2 separate regions of the Homo sapiens genome follow, and region 2 is linked to region 1. A link is an interaction called in ENCODE POLR2A ChIA-PET data of the cell type or tissue named here. Cell type or tissue: PC-9. All regions are shown on one strand. Links, peaks and the distances in the headings refer to the core of each region. The heading gives the core; the rest is flanking DNA.

The links. ChIA-PET counts read pairs that join two places held together with the same protein. Peaks named below come from ENCODE experiments on the same cell type or tissue, not always from the same donor. Only the 100,000 strongest peaks of a DNase experiment are listed, where the experiment ranks them.
Region 2: POLR2A ChIA-PET joins it to region 1 with 8 read pairs; 3 of 35 experiments call an interaction of 5 or more read pairs at or near these places.

What each region holds. Positions count from the first base shown.
Region 1 is chr3:149,313,891-149,316,819 of GRCh38, forward strand. All of the region lies in intron 1 of TM4SF18-AS1 (TM4SF18 antisense RNA 1), which reads left to right. Among named protein-coding and RNA genes, the nearest start is that of TM4SF18, 18 kb to the right of the region's middle. In PC-9, for the core only: no CTCF peak of the experiment used is centred there; a DNase peak (open chromatin) is centred at 1,411; H3K27ac peaks cover 2,042 bases.
Region 2 is chr3:149,220,874-149,223,802 of GRCh38, forward strand. It overlaps CP (ceruloplasmin), which reads right to left and starts at 956. Exons shown (of 19, transcript NM_000096.4): 1 at 774-956. The coding sequence starts at 919. In PC-9, for the core only: no CTCF peak of the experiment used is centred there; a DNase peak (open chromatin) is centred at 1,078.

The DNA of each region.
Region 1 (2,929 bases), core at 213-2,712:
AATAAAACTGGACCCTTATCTGTCACTACATACAAAAATTAACTCAAAATGGATTAAAGACTTAAATGTAAGACCTGAAACTATAAAAATTATAAAATTAAACCTAGGAAATGCTCTTTTAGACATTGGCCTACGCAAATAATTTATGATGAAGACCCTTAAAGCAAGTGCAACAAAATAAAAAATAGACAAATGGGACTTAATTAAACGAAGAGCTTCTGCACAGCAAAAGAAACTATCAACAGTGTAAACAGACAACCTACAGAATGGGAGAAAATATTTTCAAACTACGCATCTGGCAAAGATCTAATATCCAGAATCTATTAGAAACTTAAATGAATCAACAAGAAAAAACCAAAAACCTCATTTAAAAGTGGTCAAAGAACATGATCAGACACTTCTCAAAATAAGACATACAAGTGGCCAACAAACATATGAAAAAATGCTCAACATCACTAATCATCAGAGAGATGCAAATCAAAACCACAATGAGATATCATCTCACACTAGTCAGAATGGCTATTATTAAAAAGTCAAAAAATAATGGATGTTGGTGAGGTTACAGAGAAAAGGGAATGCTTATACATTGTTGGTGGGAATGCAAATTAGTTCAGCCCTTGTGGAAAGCAGTTAGGAGATTTCTCAAAAAACTAAGAATAGAACTACCATTTGACCCAGCAATCCCGTTACTGAGTATATACCCAAAGGAAAATAAATTGTTCTACAAAAAAGACATGTGCACATGTATATTCATTGCAGCACTATTTACAATAACAAAGACATGGAATTATCCTAAAAATTCATCAATGGGAGAGTGGATAAAGAAACTGTTGCACATATATACCATGAAATACTATGCAGCCATTAAAAAAATGATTTCATGTCATTTGCAGCAAGATGAATGCAACTGGAGGCCATTATCCTAAGCGAATTAATGCAGAAACAGAAAAACAAATATTGCATGTTCTCACTTATAAGTGAGAGCTAAATCTTTGGTTCACTCGGACATAAAGATGGAAACAGACACTGAGGACTCCAGAAGGAGGGAGGAAGGGAGTGGGGCAAGGGCTGCAAAACTTCCTGTTGGGTACTATGTTCACTAACTGGGTAATGGAATCAATAGCAGCCTCACCCTCAGCATCATGCAATATACCATTATAACAAACCTGCACATATACCCCCGATCTAAAACTCAAATGGAAAATAAATTTAAAAAATAAAAACGTATTTGCTCTCTATCTTTCATGTAAGAGACTTTCATCAGATGTCTAGGACACTTGACTATTTACTTGTATTAATGAGTCAAGAAAAGTGCTGCTTGGAAACTCAGAGTGAGCTTTGAGCTTATTTCCTCTGAATTTCACTGTGTGCGAATTGGGTGAATCATTGACTGAGGAATTTCAAATGCCAAGATATTCGTTTCTTTCTGCTTCTGTGAAAAATAACCACAGACTTAGTGACCAAACAACACAACTTTATTATCTGCAGTATCTGCAGTTCTAAAGAGCAAAAATCCAGAATCAGTTTCACTGGACTAAAAAAAAGGTGTTGGCAGGCTTGTGTTCTTCTGGCAGCTCTAGGGTGAGAATCTGTTTCCTTGTCTTTTCCAGTTACTAGAGGCCACGCACTCCTTGGTTAGTGCCCCTTCCTTCATGTTCAATGCCAGCAGTGTAGTAACTTCTGTCTTCTCTGATTCCTACTTCCATCTTTACATCTTTTCTCTCTGAATCTAATACTGTTACCTCCCTCTATATGGACTGTATGATTACACTGGGCTCCCCTGGAAAATCCAGGAACCCTCCCACCCCCCCATTTTAAGATCCTTAACTTAATCACAACTGCAAAATCCATTTCCATCCTTTCCTGTGTAACATATTCACAGGTCCCATGGATTAGGATATGGCATTTTGTCGGGGCTGTTATTTAGCCTACTACAGCTAATATCTAAAATTTTCCCTCATACTGGCCAGACTTGCTAGAGAGTCTCCAGCTGGGAAGGTCAAACTCTGACTGGCCACCAGCGTTCTGAGATCTGAGTGGGTTAAGAGGGCTTTGTGGGAGGAGTGCCTCAGCATTCATCCTTCAGGATATACCAGTTACTTAATTCTTCTGATTTTGGGGTTTATATTCATATCTTTAGTGAATCTAGTTTCCTTCAACTCAGAGAAGACCGTCTATTTTACCCTGCCCAGAGAATTTTCAGATGCCAGTCACTTCCCAGTGGCATGGAGAGGAGAAAAGATGCAGGGACTCACAGAATTCCTGTTTTAATGGTCTTCCTTCACTTCCAGGTCCAGAGGGCTCTGATACTATCAATTTGGGAGTCTCTGGAAAATTCTGAAGTATAAATCAGGTTAGTCTTCAGCTTCCCCCACTGACAGCTCAGGATTCTCATGTTTCTTGGGTTGGTTTGATCAGTTACCTGTCATCAATATGTTTTGTAGCTTCCAAAATTTTATTGCTTTTGCCACCTCTCCTAATCTCCCCATATTTGTGGTTTTATGTCTTAAAAAAAACTTTTATTGTAAATTTAGTGTGATTTTAGGCAGCAGTGAAATTTGTGTGTGTGTGTGTGTGTGTGTTTTCATCTTAACCCAGATAAAGCATTTTATCTGAATTGATTAAGTTCCTTGGACTGACTAGGCATGGGGTGATCTCTGACCTGGGTAGCCAGGCACCACACCCAGTGCTCTTTCTAAAGTAAAAAGATTTCAGTGGCCAGGTTTGTGTATCTTGCCCTGCCTGTCCAGTTGCACACACTCAAGCATGACTCGTTAACTTAATTTCCTGCCATATATCTCGGTTCTTCTAGAACTGGAATCTTGTCCTTAATTTTCAGCTTCATCTCACAAAGCAGGAAGGAGAGCTAGCAGGATTGTTTCTGAATACAAATAGTTATGATTTTCACAGTAGTAACCATGGATTGCCC
Region 2 (2,929 bases), core at 98-2,597, 93 kb before region 1:
AGACCTCAGTATAGATAAACTTCTGTACAAAAAACTTCAAGGAGAACTAAACTTTTTGTTTTACTGTGTAGTGAATATTGCTTTCAATAAGGGGATTTTCCAACTGAAAAATGAAGACATTTAAGTTACATGGAGCTTTTTGAGGACCATCCTAATAAGTACCTGACATTTTTTTATGCACATATGTGCCAAGCATTGTACTAAGAGCTTTACATGCACCCGCTCTTTAAATAACCCTATGAGCTATGCTTATTATCCTCATTTTACAAATTAGGACCCTGAAGCTGTGAAAGATTAACCTACTTAACTGTCTGGAGTCTCTCAATAAATATCAGGCAGGATCTTATTTGCTAAAATTGTATTTTATTTCTATAAGTGATGTTTTGAAAGATATAAAAAAATTTTATGCCTATCATGAATAACCATTAAATGGTGCAATAAACATAACATTGTATACAGTAATTGTTTAAATGAAAGAACTTCTGCATAAACACATAAAAAGACAGATTCCTAATCGGAGATGCAGTTACGACCATGGGAGGTAGTAAGATGTGAACACAGATCCCCAGGAACAACAGGAAAGAAGCAGGGTAGTCCACCAAATAAAAAATATACAGGAATATAAAGGAGATTGATTCAAGTGTCTTGGGTTTCAAGCCCACATTTTGCAGTTTCTGTATATAAGAAATTTTAAAAATATTTCATCTTATTGGCTCTATCCTTTAAAAATAACTTAAAATTTTGGTCTATAAACAATAAAAATAGTGACTTACGTGTCAACAGAAATAAGTTTCTTTTCCCCATGGTCAGAGGCATAATCCCAAGTCGTTTCAATAATTCCAATGTAATAATGCTTTTCTTTCGCCCAGGCTGGGGTACTACATAAAAACAGAAAAATACCAAGTATCAAAATCTTCATTTTTTTCCCCTTCTTGGAGCCTGAGAAGAAATGAAGTAAAATCAGGAGCAGGCAATTTTATAAATAAGACTTTCTTCCTTATTTGCTTGATTGACACAATTTAGTGTTGCACAAGAGTAAATTGTTTCATTAAAGCAAATATTTTCCAATTCAGTTAAGTTCTCGTAAACCACCAAAAAAACAGTTCTTGGTTGCCAGGCTTCTCTGACTGAAAATAAAAAGTCAACAGTTATTGTTGGAGGCATTAGGGTGTGCATAACTCTGTGCCTTTTTCCATTCATTGTGTAAATTCCAGGAGGGCAGAGAACGTGTCTAAATGCTCCCTTTGTTCCTCTGACAATATGTCACAGCACAGTGTCCTGCAAACAGTGCACTTTTAGTAAATCAGGATAAGAATTATGTAAAATGAATCAAAACATGTAGCTTTTTACTACAGTCATTCTTAATGACAGGGATACGTTCTGAGAAATGCATTGTTAGGCTATTTTGTCATTGTGTGACTATCACAGAGTGTACTTACACAGACTTATATGATATAGCCTACTATACATCTAGGTAGGCTATATGGTATACCTATTGCTCCTAGGCTACAAACCTGTACAGTCTATAACTATGCTGAATGCTATAGACAATTGTAACACAATGATATTTCTGTATCTATACATATGCAAACATAGAAAATGTACAGTAAAAATATGTTATTATAATCTTATGGGACCACCATCACATATGCAGTTTGTCATTTACTCAAACATTATTATGTGGTGCATGACTATTTCTAAAAGTCTAACAAATGATTAATTGCAGCTTTATGATATGAAACATGATATCTAGCATGCCAAATTTAAGTAAACAAAAATAAGAATTTAATTTGGAAGAATTTATCTGTTTTATGAGCTTGGACCAAATCTGCATAAAAACTTTACCAGATCATTCTGTATTGCTATATGCAAATAACTAGCAGAGCCTAACAGGGGCTAATAACTTTGTTTTAATCATCAAATAAACAAACCATAACTAAACCTGTCTTCAGAGGCAAAGATTAGTCTTAGTAAATAGAAAGTACCCCAGTTTATCATTAGACTGAAATTTTTCTCTTTGAAGTGGATATGAATTTTAAGGTGGAAGACTTTTTCTTAAAACCCTGTTTTTAGTCAGGAAGTATATGTCTAAAAGTATGAAATGGCTTTTTTTTTTAGCTGAAGAAAATCCTGATAACAGTTGACACTTTGTGTTAGTATAATTTTTTTTCTCTCAAATACCTCAAAACGTTGTGTATTTGCTGAAGGCCACTTGTTGAAATAGATTGGTATAGAAGAAAGCATGCGATATTTGAACAATTCCTTCATTTAGGAAATATTATTGAATGAGCCAAGTTCTGTTCTACTCACTGGGAATACAGCAGTCTGTGCCAAGTTCTGTTCTACTCACTGGGAATACCGCAGAGAACAAAACACCTACCATCATGCAACTTACATTCTACTTGGGGAAACTGAAAATATAAAAATGAAAAATGAAATACACAATATTAGTGGTGAATGCTATGGAGAAAAATAAAGCAGAGAAGGAGAATAAGGAGTGCTAGGGAAAAATCTGATGCTACCAAATGACCTCAAGTAAGATACTTCAGCCCAGCTTCAGTTTCCTCATCTGAAAATCTCAGGTTAATTGAAATGACCTATGTTAAGGCAGACAGTGGAGGAGCTTCTCTCACCAGCTGGTAATAATCTTAACTAAATGGCTTGGTACAGAAAACTGAATCATGTTGCCCAGGATGCCCCAAGGCCTCCTTCTAGGACTGCCTTGAACAATTGTGCCGTCATGTCCACTGAGAGGACTGACGAAGGACTAAAATCTTGCTCAGATGCCACCGGCCATACCCTGTGCCTTGCAAGAAGCTGCTTTTCCCCTAATGGTCCACACAGACGGGGGGCATTTTTCAGCCGTTTATCCTCCCCAGGGCATGGAGAAGGGGGACAGTTCTTTTTCTAATTGGCATGAAGCCACGAT